Linked DNA regions of Homo sapiens: region 1 is linked to region 2. A link is a loop called in an ENCODE intact Hi-C map of the cell type or tissue named here. Cell type or tissue: ascending aorta. All regions are shown on one strand. Each heading gives the region's core, and the rest is flanking DNA. Links, peaks and the distances in the headings are about the cores only.

Region 1 (5,382 bases), core at 208-5,207, 110 kb after region 2:
TGCATGTTCTCACTTGTAAGTGGGAGCTAAACAATGCGAACACATAGACACAGGGAAGAGAACAACACACACTGGGGCCTGTCGGGGTGGGGTTGGGGGAGGGAGAGCATCAGGAAAAATAGCTAATGCATGCTGGGCTTTAATACCTAGGTGATGGGTTGATAGGTGCAGCAAATTACCATGGCACACATTTACCTGTATAACAAACCTGCACATCCTACACATGTACCCCAGAACTTATAATAAAATAAAAATAAGTAGGATAGAGGACAAACTGCTAAATCTAAGATGCATATTTGCAGCACTGCCTAGCATAGTAATAATTTAGAACATCTGGCAGCCCTTTAAAAGTCAACAGACTGCTTTCATCTCTGTTATCTCATCTGATCGTGCTAGGGCTTGGTGGATAGAATTATCTCCATTTTACAGGGGAGAAAACTAAGGCTCCAAGATTTAGTAACTTACTTCAGTCCCATCAAGGGAGAACTGGATCAGATTCCTGATCCAATTGCCAGGAGGCAAACCCTGATCCAATTGCCAGGATCCAATCTTGATCCAATTGCCAGGAGGCAAATATTTCTGCTGTCCCACTGGAATATAGGGCTTTCCTGGCCTGCCCTTCTAGGGTCTGCATTTGCCAGCCCTAGGATGAACACTTATACAGGAGCTATTTCTAAATGTCTAGATAGCCATGTTTATCAGTGCCCCACCATTCACTATGGTAACCCTAGATGCTGAAAATAACCATATTAAGGAAATTAGCCTGTGTACATTCACTCTCGTCATCATCTTGGTTTTGGTGGGTTTTGGCTGGCTTCTTTACTGCAGTCTGTTTTATCAGCAAGATCTTTATGACCTGTATCTTGTGCTGACCTCCTATCTCATCCTGCGACTTAGAATGCCTTAACTGTCTGGGAATGCAGCCCAGTAGGTCTCAGCCTTATTTTACCCAGCTCCTATTCAAGACAAAGTTGTTCTGGTTCACATACCTCTGACAGGGAGGCCTCAGGAAACTTACAATCATGGTGGAAGGCAAACGGGAAGCAGGCACATCTTACATGGCCAGATAATTACACTACAAATTTTAGGGTATAAATAAGATTACTTTAGGAGAGAATATGGAGTAAGAGGGGGCTTTGCTAGAGTCCTGAAAGCTCTAAAGAGAGGCGATATTTAGAGTTCACACAGCTTAGTAACTCAGATCTCTCTGACTCTAAAACTCATTCTTTTTCTAGGATACTATGCTGCCTCTTAAAGAATAGATATTGAATACAATATAATTAAGTTGATATTAATACCAAATGCGAACCTTTGCAAAGGGGAGATAAAGCAAGGGGAATGATTAAGATCACCAGGAAGAGTGTGAAGAGTAAGAAGAGAAGATGGCATAGGGCAGAACCCTATGGAATGTGAACATTTCTAAAGAAAATGAAGAGCTGCCACAGAGGTGGGAGGAGAACCAGCAGGGTGTAGTTCTTGGAAAGAGCTAACAGAATAAAGGGGTTCAAAAAGGAGGGAATAAGGGCCGTGTGTGGTGGCTCATGCCTGTAATCCCAATACTTTGGAAGACTGAGGCGGGTCGATTATGAGGTCAGGAGTTCGAGACCAGCCTGGCCAATATGGTGAAACCCCGTCTCTACTAAAAATATAAAAAATTAGCTGCCTGTGGTGGCGCACGCCTGTAGTCCCAACTGCTTGGGAGACTGAGGCAGGAGAATCGCTTGAACCCGGGAGACGGAGCTGGCAGTGAGCCGAGATCGCGGCACTGCACTCCAGCCTGGGCAACAGAGTGAGATTCCATCTCAAAAAAAAAAAAAAAAAAAAAAGGAATAATGAAACTAAAGTCCTGCAGAGTTGAAATACGGTAATGGCTTAAAAGTATCTATTTGTTTTAGCAACACTGTTGAGAATTCTGTCTGTAAAGGAGAGGTGAGAGAAAGACCACTAGCTTATCTGTGTTTGGTCTGTGTTTGATGAGGGGGCTTGGGGTATGGGGTTAAGAAAGGTGACTTTGGAATGTTTTAGATGAGAGAAATTTTGACAGCCTTTAAGTCCTGATAGTAAAGAGCGAGTTAGCAGAGAGCCGTTGAGGAGTCATGCAACGGAAGGGTTCATCAGAGGAGCTTGACTCTGAGTCGGCAACAGGGAATAGAGATGGAAGAGGGCTGGCTTAGATCAAAGGAGAGTAGTCGTTTATTATTATTATTATTGCAAAAAGAATAGGAGAAAGGATTGGTGAGGGGTACAAGAAAATTAGAAAATTTCATGGCGAAAGTAGAGGCAGTTCCTGTCAGATGAATTCTATTTTGTCTGTGAGGAAACGGGCGACGCTGCCTACTGAGACTAAGCAGGAGAGACGGGGCAAGCTTGGCTCTTCATTTATGCCGCCTACTCATTGCTGGTAGATTCTTTATCTAGCCTGCATCCTCTCATTTTCCTGGATCCCTATACGGCATTTGACGCTGTTTACCACAAGAGCTGTCGAACGAACGTGAAACACTCAGTGATACTCCAACCGGAACTACTACTCCCAGAATGCAGTACGGCTCCTGGGAAGTGCGGGGGGCTGGGAACGCAGCAGGCCTAGCCGTGTCGCCTGCTGCCATTGGAGGAGCGCTCCCACTCCCAAGAGGCCACGCGTAGACGGGGCGCTTCATGCGGAAGTCAGCGGCGTCCGGTCCCAGCCTCCTCTGGGAGCGGGCAGTTGGCGACCCTGCACTGACCCGCGTCCCTCCGTCCCGAGCCCGCGCGCCCTCAGAGGGTGCCCGGACAGGTAAATGGAGTGGGGTGCGCCTGCGGGAGGCGGGGAGAGAACTGCGGAGGGAGGGCGGAGGTGTCGATGGAAAGGTGCTGGGGTGGAGCGAGGAGGCAGTGCAGGGGTGACTTGGGCTTCTCTGGTGTCGACAGTTCCAGTTGTCGGGCAGGACCAGTTTTGGCGAGGTGCGTCTTATGCCACTGGAAAGGCCTCGAGTTAAAGAGTGTCAGAATGCGTCACTTAAGCTGTCATTACAGGAGGGAAAAAATGTTAACTTTCTCTCAGTTTGTATTCTACAAGACCTTTCTGTAGCATTTAAATCTCTTGAGATCGCCAGAGTCTTCTAAAAACTCTCTACGTCCTTGTTCGATGACGTCACTTTCTGCTTCACCTTCTACTTCTGGCTGTTTATGCTCCTTCGTGGGTTCCTAGCCCCTTATTCGCCCTTCCTCCACTGCTCAGTATTGACAGTCCCCTTCTTCCTCTGTTCAGGGACTGTATTTCTGCCTAGACCCGTTTCCTCAGCTTCAGACCTGTTTGGTGTTTTTATTAATGGCCAATGTTTATCAAATTCTGACTGCGTACTTTGGTAAATGCTTTACATCTCCGTCTCCCATAACTCTCACAACCAACCAACTGTCTTCATTTGGCCTCATTAATTGCTTTCAACTACCTGTATCTCCATTATCCCTCCCTTGATCCCAGAGGATACAGTCATGTTTAGGATATTAATTCCCTTTGAATACCTGTGGCTGAGAGCAGATCCATTCATACATTTAACAAATATTTATTGAACGGCTGGTATATGCTTGACACTCTTTTAAGTGCAGGGGATACAGCTGTAAACAAGACTTAGGAGGTTGCTACTCTCAGGAACTTACATGTTTGTGTCTAGAGGGGAAAACAGGAATAATCAGGATTATGTTATATATTGGTTAATGCAAAATAAAACAGGTGGTTGACTTGAAAGGATGGGATCCTATCCTAAGAAAGTCAGAGGTCAGGGCATCGTCCAGAAAGAATAGTTGTAATACCAACAGGAATAATCTTGATCTGTAACATGACTTTTCGTAAACACCTCTTCTTTTCCCCTGTCTAAGCAGTGTTTATTCTTCATTCTTCTATCTCCTCCAAGGTTATTGCATCAGAATTCATGGTTTATCTGTAGTTGGTTTATTCCTTCTAAGACCCAGAGAGAAGAGTGGGGGATTGGATTACTATTAGCTCAACTGCTTTATCTTACTTAGAAAGATAGTTTGGTTGTGAAAATATTATTCTTACCAGGTCCTTCTGAATATAAAGTTATCTACCATTTATAGTATATTTTAAAACCAAAATATGCTCAATGTTCACTCATTTATTCAACAGATATTTGAGGGAATATTAGATGGTAGGCACTGTGCTGAGCACTGGGAAAATAGGGTAAAATAGACACTTTGACCTCTCTTCCAAGGAGAAATAATCCTAACAGTATACTGAGGAAATTTCTAAGGCATAGGCTGACACCTGCATTCCTGTTCTTCATCCGAGGTGAGATCATCACAAAACATTAAGACATTTCCTGAGCAATTGCGGACATTCTTAGATTATTCACTTATTATACTTTATTGCATTTATTTATATCTGTCTTCCCCATTGTTCTATGGCTCCCTCAAGTATAGGAGTCCCTTCTTCCTTAACTTTATACCTCTAGTGTCTACTTTGACTGTCATATAGTAACCCACCAGTATATACGTGTTGAACTGAAATAGACTCCCTATTTGATCAAATTTAAATGACATGATTTATACAAGGCCTTCTTTATGTAAGGCCATCAGCCGTATTCCTCAACCTTCTCATTCACCAAAGGTGGACCATTCCATCTTATCAGGCTAGCTTATGTACCTTCTTTACCTTGCTCTCAGTGCCTTCTCTTCTTCCATCCATCCCTCCTAAAAGGATCTCCCATCTCTTCCCAAGCACCTTGTGTACCTCCCTCCATTAATTTGGTGGGCCAGTTAATTTAATAATCTGCTCATGATACAGGGGTGGAAAAAAATTAATTTCCTTTTTATATTTCCTATGAAACATTCTGCCAATGAACTCTTGCAAGAATTAATGTAATAGATCCTACTGCAATAATATAATGATACAGAATACTTTTTAAAGATTTTGCATTGACTATCACCATGTGCTATGTAATGAGTTAATTCTACTACTTTATTTGAACAGTTGTATAACCTCTGTTCACACAGCATGTTTTGGTATCATTTGGTTTCTACTTGGTAGAAACACATCTTTTTTTTTTTTTTTTTTTTTGAGACGGAGTCTCACTCCGTTGCCTGGGCTGGAGTGCAGCGGCGCGATCTCGGCTCACTGCAACCTCCGCCTCCCAGGTTCAAGCAATTCTCCTGCCTCAGCCCCCTGAGTAGCTGGGATTACAGGTGCACACCACCACGCCTGACTAATTTTTTTTTGTATTTTTAGTAGAGACGGGATTTCACCATTTTTGGTCAGGCTGGTCTCGAACTCCTGACCTCAGGTGATCCACCTCGGCCTCCCAAAGTGCTGGGATTACAGGCATGAGCCACCATGCCCGGCCAAGAAACACATCTTTGAGTATTACTTTCTCAGCCTGAGGTAATTTA
Region 2 (5,382 bases), core at 235-5,234:
TCTTATTGGGCTACTGTAACAAAATACCTTTGACTAGATAACTTATAAACAACAGAAATGTATTTCTTACAGTTGTAAAGGCTGGGAAGTCCAAGATTAAGGTGTTACCAGTGTCTGGGGGAGTCCGACTTCCTCATAGACAGCACCTTCTCACTGTGTCCTCACATGATGGAAGTGCCAAGGCAGGTCTTCGGGGCCTCTTTTATAAGAGAACTAATCCCATTCATGAGGGCTCCACATACATTATTTAGTCACCTCCCAAAGGCCCCACCTCCTAATATTATCATATTGGTAGATAGGTTTCAACACAGGAATTTTGGAGAGACACAAATATTCAGACCATAGCATTTACCAAATAATTTTTAAAAGTTAGAACAAAAATCCCTGAAGGGATTTGCAGATGGTTGGATACTGTGGTATAGTGGTTAAAAGTACAAGCTCTGGAGTGAGACAGCCTGAGTCAGCCTGAGTTAAAATCCTAGATCTGCAAACTGCCAACTGTGTAACCTTGGACAAGTTACTTAAGGTCTTTGGACCTTGGTTTCTCATTTTAAAAATCAGTATAATTCATTAATATGCCTCATAGGTTTGTTGTGAGAATTAAATAGGTTAAAACATGTAAAATTCATAGAACAGCACCTGGCAAAGAGTAAACATGTCACCCTGCCCACTTGAATGTCAATTCCAGGAGCGCAGGAAATCTAGCTGTTGAATTACTAGCCTTTAGTGAGTGGCCCATAGCAGGCATGGTTGAATGAATGAATGATCATCAATTTAACTTTTTTTGTCATGGGTATCATCCTAAGAGGTAAGAAGGCTGAATAATCCCAATTGTTTTCATTGTTGCCTTAATATAGGCCCACAGAGTAAAGGAGGGAAAGGAATTAGGCAACCCAGCTATTCAACTTTAAAGCTAGACTTTAAAACATAAAAGGGCTTCAAATTGAAATCATCTCTTGCCTCTCCTATGGGTTACATTAGAGCAAGAACAATTTCTTAACATTCATAGCTACTATTCATGGGGTGCTTGCTATATGCCAGAGAGGTTAATTGAATTGCCTCAAGGGAGGTAGCTCCCAGGTTGAGGAGCAAAAATTTGAACCCTGATCTATTTGACCTGAATCTAGTTAGTACAGTGCTTGACACATAGTTAATGTGCAATAAATATTTGTTGAATAAGTGTAGATGAACCTACAGTGAATCACAAAAGAGAATTTACAGGAGATTTCCTGACTAGAAATTCCAAATGGGAAAAGAGAGCTGGATTTGTTTAGAAATTACACACACGCACATACACAGGCATGCACGCATGCACACACACATATACCTACATACATGTCATCACAACTGTTTGGAGCACCTTAAACACATACATACACACAGGAGCATGCAGACCCACACAGCCGTACTTTTTTAAATCTCATTATTTCTTTTGTCTTCTTAACACATCTGAGAGAGGGTAAATGACAGAGTGTCAGAGGTAGAAAGGACGTTAGCAATTACCTAATCAGATCCCCTCATGTTAATGTAAAAATTGACACTCTAGAGGGGAAGAAAATTGCTAAGGTCACACAAGGAGTCAGAATAAGATTAAGAGTCTCAGTTTCCTGACTCACACAGTTTGTTTTACTCTGAACTGTCACCATTTACCATCTCAATTTTATAGATGAGGTAACCAAAGCATCCTAAGAATGCTGATGGCCAAGCTCCTGCCACTTGTCCATTGAAATAGGACTTGAAATCAGATCTCCTTTATTTTAAATATAAAGCTGCTGTCATCCAAGTTCTTCTGTCTGGATGCCCAGAAGAAAGATCCTTTCCTATTGAATTAAATAGTGGACTGAGGGTAATTTACAGAAAGCTTTGTCCTTGGCTTTAAGAGAAAATGTCCAAGGCTGCTTTATTTTCAGTCCCAGGGAGGCTGCATGAAGGCAGGAATCCACAACACCTAGCACAAAGGAAGGTACTCAATAAATATTTGTTGTTGAATGCATGCCATGCTAAAGGGAAAGTAGGTTGGGTAATGGTTTCCCAGTGGCAATGGATGGGCTGAAAAAGTGGGAACACATGAGGAAGAGGTGGGAGGAACCCTTAAACAAAGGAGAAGCTCTTTCTCTTCATCTTATTGAAGCTGCAATCACTCGGCACAGGCTGAGTAGATTGGTAGAAATGTGATTGGCAAAGATATTTAAATGAGACCTCCTTAAAATTGTTACTCTCCACCCCACCCCCACGTTCCTTTAAATTTTGTTTCAGTCATTACCCAGGGACCGGATACAGAGATTCCTATGGGGAGTTTTAATGGGTCGATTCAATTTCATCTGGATGACGCCACTTCGCCAAGCATTAAGAGCTACAGCTCCGGGAAAGCCAACGACACGCGGGGGGAGGGGGGAGAGAAAGAAATTATAACGAGGAGCAATAAATCCCTTCTTTCCCATCCTCCCCTATAACCCATTCACAAGACCTCCAGAAATCATCTACATTCACAAAACGGCCAGCTAGCTAAGCTGAACACACTGCCAACTCACTCCCTGCCCCCACTGCAGATTATATACCAACACACCCTGAGCCATATAAATAATCACACACTGGCGGTATCTATTGCTCCGTTGAGATACCCTGTGTCTACAACTGCAGTTTCTGCTGCTTCGGTTCATCTGTCAGATTGGAGGAGAGGGAGACCAAGGTGGAGGCGGAGGCGGAGGCGAAAGAGGAGGGGGAGGAGGTAAAGGAGGAAGAAGGGGAGGAGGGAAAGGGGAGGGCAAGAGGAGGGGAAGGAAAATACTGGAGGGGGAGGGGGAAGAGAAACAGGAGGAGGAGGAGAAGGGGGAGGAGAAAGAGGCGGAGGAGGAGGAGAAAGAAGAGGAGGAGGAGAAAGAGGAGGAGGAGGAGAGAGAGGAGGAGGAGGAGAGAGAGGAGGAGGAGGAGAAAGAGGAGGAGGTGAACAACTTACCCTGCTGAGCTTTCTTTGGGAAATACGTCCATCAAGATTTAGATCTGCCTGTAAAATCTATACAAAGTATATGCCACTACAGGTTTGACTCGCCCCCTCCCCCGTTTTTTTGTTTTGTTTTGTTTTGTTTTGTTTTGTTTTGTGTTTTCTCTGCTGTGTCAAAGAACAAGACAGAACTATCTCTGTTTCTGGCTCCACTGCCTGCCAGTGAAGGAGTTTTCATTCAGACTTTCCGAAGAGAGGTGGAGAAACCTAAAGACTGAGGAGAAGAGATCCTTTGAGCCAGATGGGGCATTAGTTCTTCTGCTTTTCTCAGCATGGATAAACCATTTCCTCAAGGTAAGCCATAGAAATTAGCTCTTTAAAAACCCAGAATTCTTTCTATGCAATGCACAGATTGCCATTCATTCCAGCCATCCTGTGCTGTCTCTGTGTGCGTGTGTGTGCCGCGCGCTTGGGCGCGCGCGCGCAAGCGCATGGATAAAATAAAATGAAAACCCTTTAAATTATATTTAAATAAATCGGCTCTCGCAGAAAACTATCCACATTGGAAATGTGTAAATCCAAATAGGACTTCAAAATAATATTTTTCTAGGCGAATGTCAATTTAATTTCTAGCCTGTTAACCTTTAAATGCATTTTGGTACTTGCCTAAACCCCTCAAAACGCAGCCTAACCACCCAAGCTGAGGACAGAGAGAGAGCCCGTGCTAAGGCCAGTCTGGCTGCCCAGCGGGCATCCTGTCAGCATGGGGCTAGCCTCTGCTATTGGCTCACAAGTCTGGGCTGTGCATCGTTCAGATTTCATCACATCACCTTGCCCTGGGTAGACATGGCGCAAGCTGACACGGCAGAACCCCCCACTTACATTGAGTCAGAGCAGTGATTTAGAAATCTCTGTATCCGTGCCTGGGTACGTGTGCACATGTCTCTGTGTGGCATATGGAGATTCTGTCAAAAGTGAGAACCTGTGAGCACGTCTAGTTAGCCAATAGGCATTTGATAAGACCTAGGGCAATGGTTTACTGCACACTCACTTCCATGAAGCTAATTATAATTATCATTCTTCACCTCTGCATGCTGCAAACCAAGTTGGATGAACAGAAAACAGACCTTGAACTCTTAAGCAGAAAATCTATTTTGAAATGGAAACTATTGTTGCTTTTCTGGTAATATTAAAACCTCACTGTATCATGATGTGTTATCACATGAATTTGGATATACCAGGTGTTAAATCATGTTCCCAAAAAGTCGGCTGCATTCATAAATACAAATAAGGCACAGGCTAGCCGTTTATCCACAATGAAATATTGGTCTTGCTCTCCTTGCCTCTAAACAAACATATACAAAGACATTACTATAACATTCTATATATTTGTCTCTTTGTGTTCTGTTTTTAGGTCTCTCTAGCTGTGAAACAGTCTAGATAGTGATCTGAGTGACTTAGATTTGAAGATATTTATTAAGAGTTGAGGAGTTGAGTAGTGAGGAAGTAAAGAACCTAAAGGAAAGGACACTAATTCTTCCTTAAAGACTTTTGAAACAGAGAAATGCAACCAACAAACCCAACATAAAATTTAGAGCATCTGGACAAGAAAGGCCTTTAAAAACCCTCCTTTTATTTTGCAGATGAAGAAACTGAGGACCAGAACGGAGGTCATTTGCCTACAGCCACGCAGCAAAGTAGAGCTACCATTAGGACTAGACCTTAAATTTCTTGTGTCATATAAAAGGATTTGAGTTTTTAAAAAAAAAATCCTACTTCTTAGATGAACAACCAGCTTCTTCTTACAATTTTCCTCAGGATTAGATGTGAATTCATTTGGTATTACAAATTTTCCCTGTATCATTCATCACTAAAAGACCTATATCTTTTAACATTCAAGGTCTTAAAACTGCAAGACTCCCTGGTTTGAAATAAACTGCTATGAGTCTTAATGAAACCATTAAAGTAATGAATAGGACTAGGGTAGCAAAGTGACAAGTTAAGAGTTAAATGTGGTGAGAACCTGGCAGCTCCAACAAGATGTATGCGGTAGGAGGGAGGCCCAGTCAGTGGCAGAGAGGTTAGTAATGTAAACTATATACAACTTGGTATTTGTAAGGGGGGAGTGCTTTGATAGAGATGCAAATGCTTTTTGCACAGAGAGGGATTTTTAGAGAGCAGACTTTGGAACAGTAGAACTAAGAAAACATATAAAGCCAAAGCAGAAATTCCCCCTATGTTTGCTTTCAGTTATTCTGAGTAGGAGTGTATATAACAGCAGAGCATAGAAAAAAGCAACACACCTAAGAGCCGTTACACAGTAGGGTACAAAACAGCATTGAACCCGTGAGACTGGGAGAAAACAAGAGCCAGGATCTCCTCTTCCTCACTCCACTCTTCTTTGAAATCAACGTTGAGTCATACTGTATCGGAAAGGATTT

Evidence for each region. A loop is a pair of places that touch in the nucleus more often than their neighbours do. Peaks named below come from ENCODE experiments on the same cell type or tissue, not always from the same donor. Only the 100,000 strongest peaks of a DNase experiment are listed, where the experiment ranks them.
Region 1: a loop joins it to region 2, with 8 times the contacts of the local background. A loop is called at or near these places in 2 of 110 quality-filtered maps.

The regions. Positions count from the first base shown.
Region 1 is chrX:155,878,676-155,884,057 of GRCh38, forward strand. VAMP7 (vesicle associated membrane protein 7) reads left to right here and starts at 2,670. Exons shown (of 8, transcript NM_005638.6): 1 at 2,670-2,773. In ascending aorta, for the core only: no CTCF peak of the experiment used is centred there; a DNase peak (open chromatin) is centred at 2,606; H3K4me3 peaks cover 2,162 bases; H3K27ac peaks cover 1,245 bases.
Region 2 is chrX:155,764,842-155,770,223 of GRCh38, forward strand. SPRY3 (sprouty RTK signaling antagonist 3) reads left to right here. Exons shown (of 3, transcript NM_001304990.2): 2 at 3,121-3,295. Among named protein-coding and RNA genes, the nearest start is that of VAMP7, 110 kb to the right of the region's middle. In ascending aorta, for the core only: no CTCF peak of the experiment used is centred there; DNase peaks (open chromatin) are centred at 2,730 and 3,701; H3K4me3 peaks cover 1,952 bases; H3K27ac peaks cover 1,542 bases.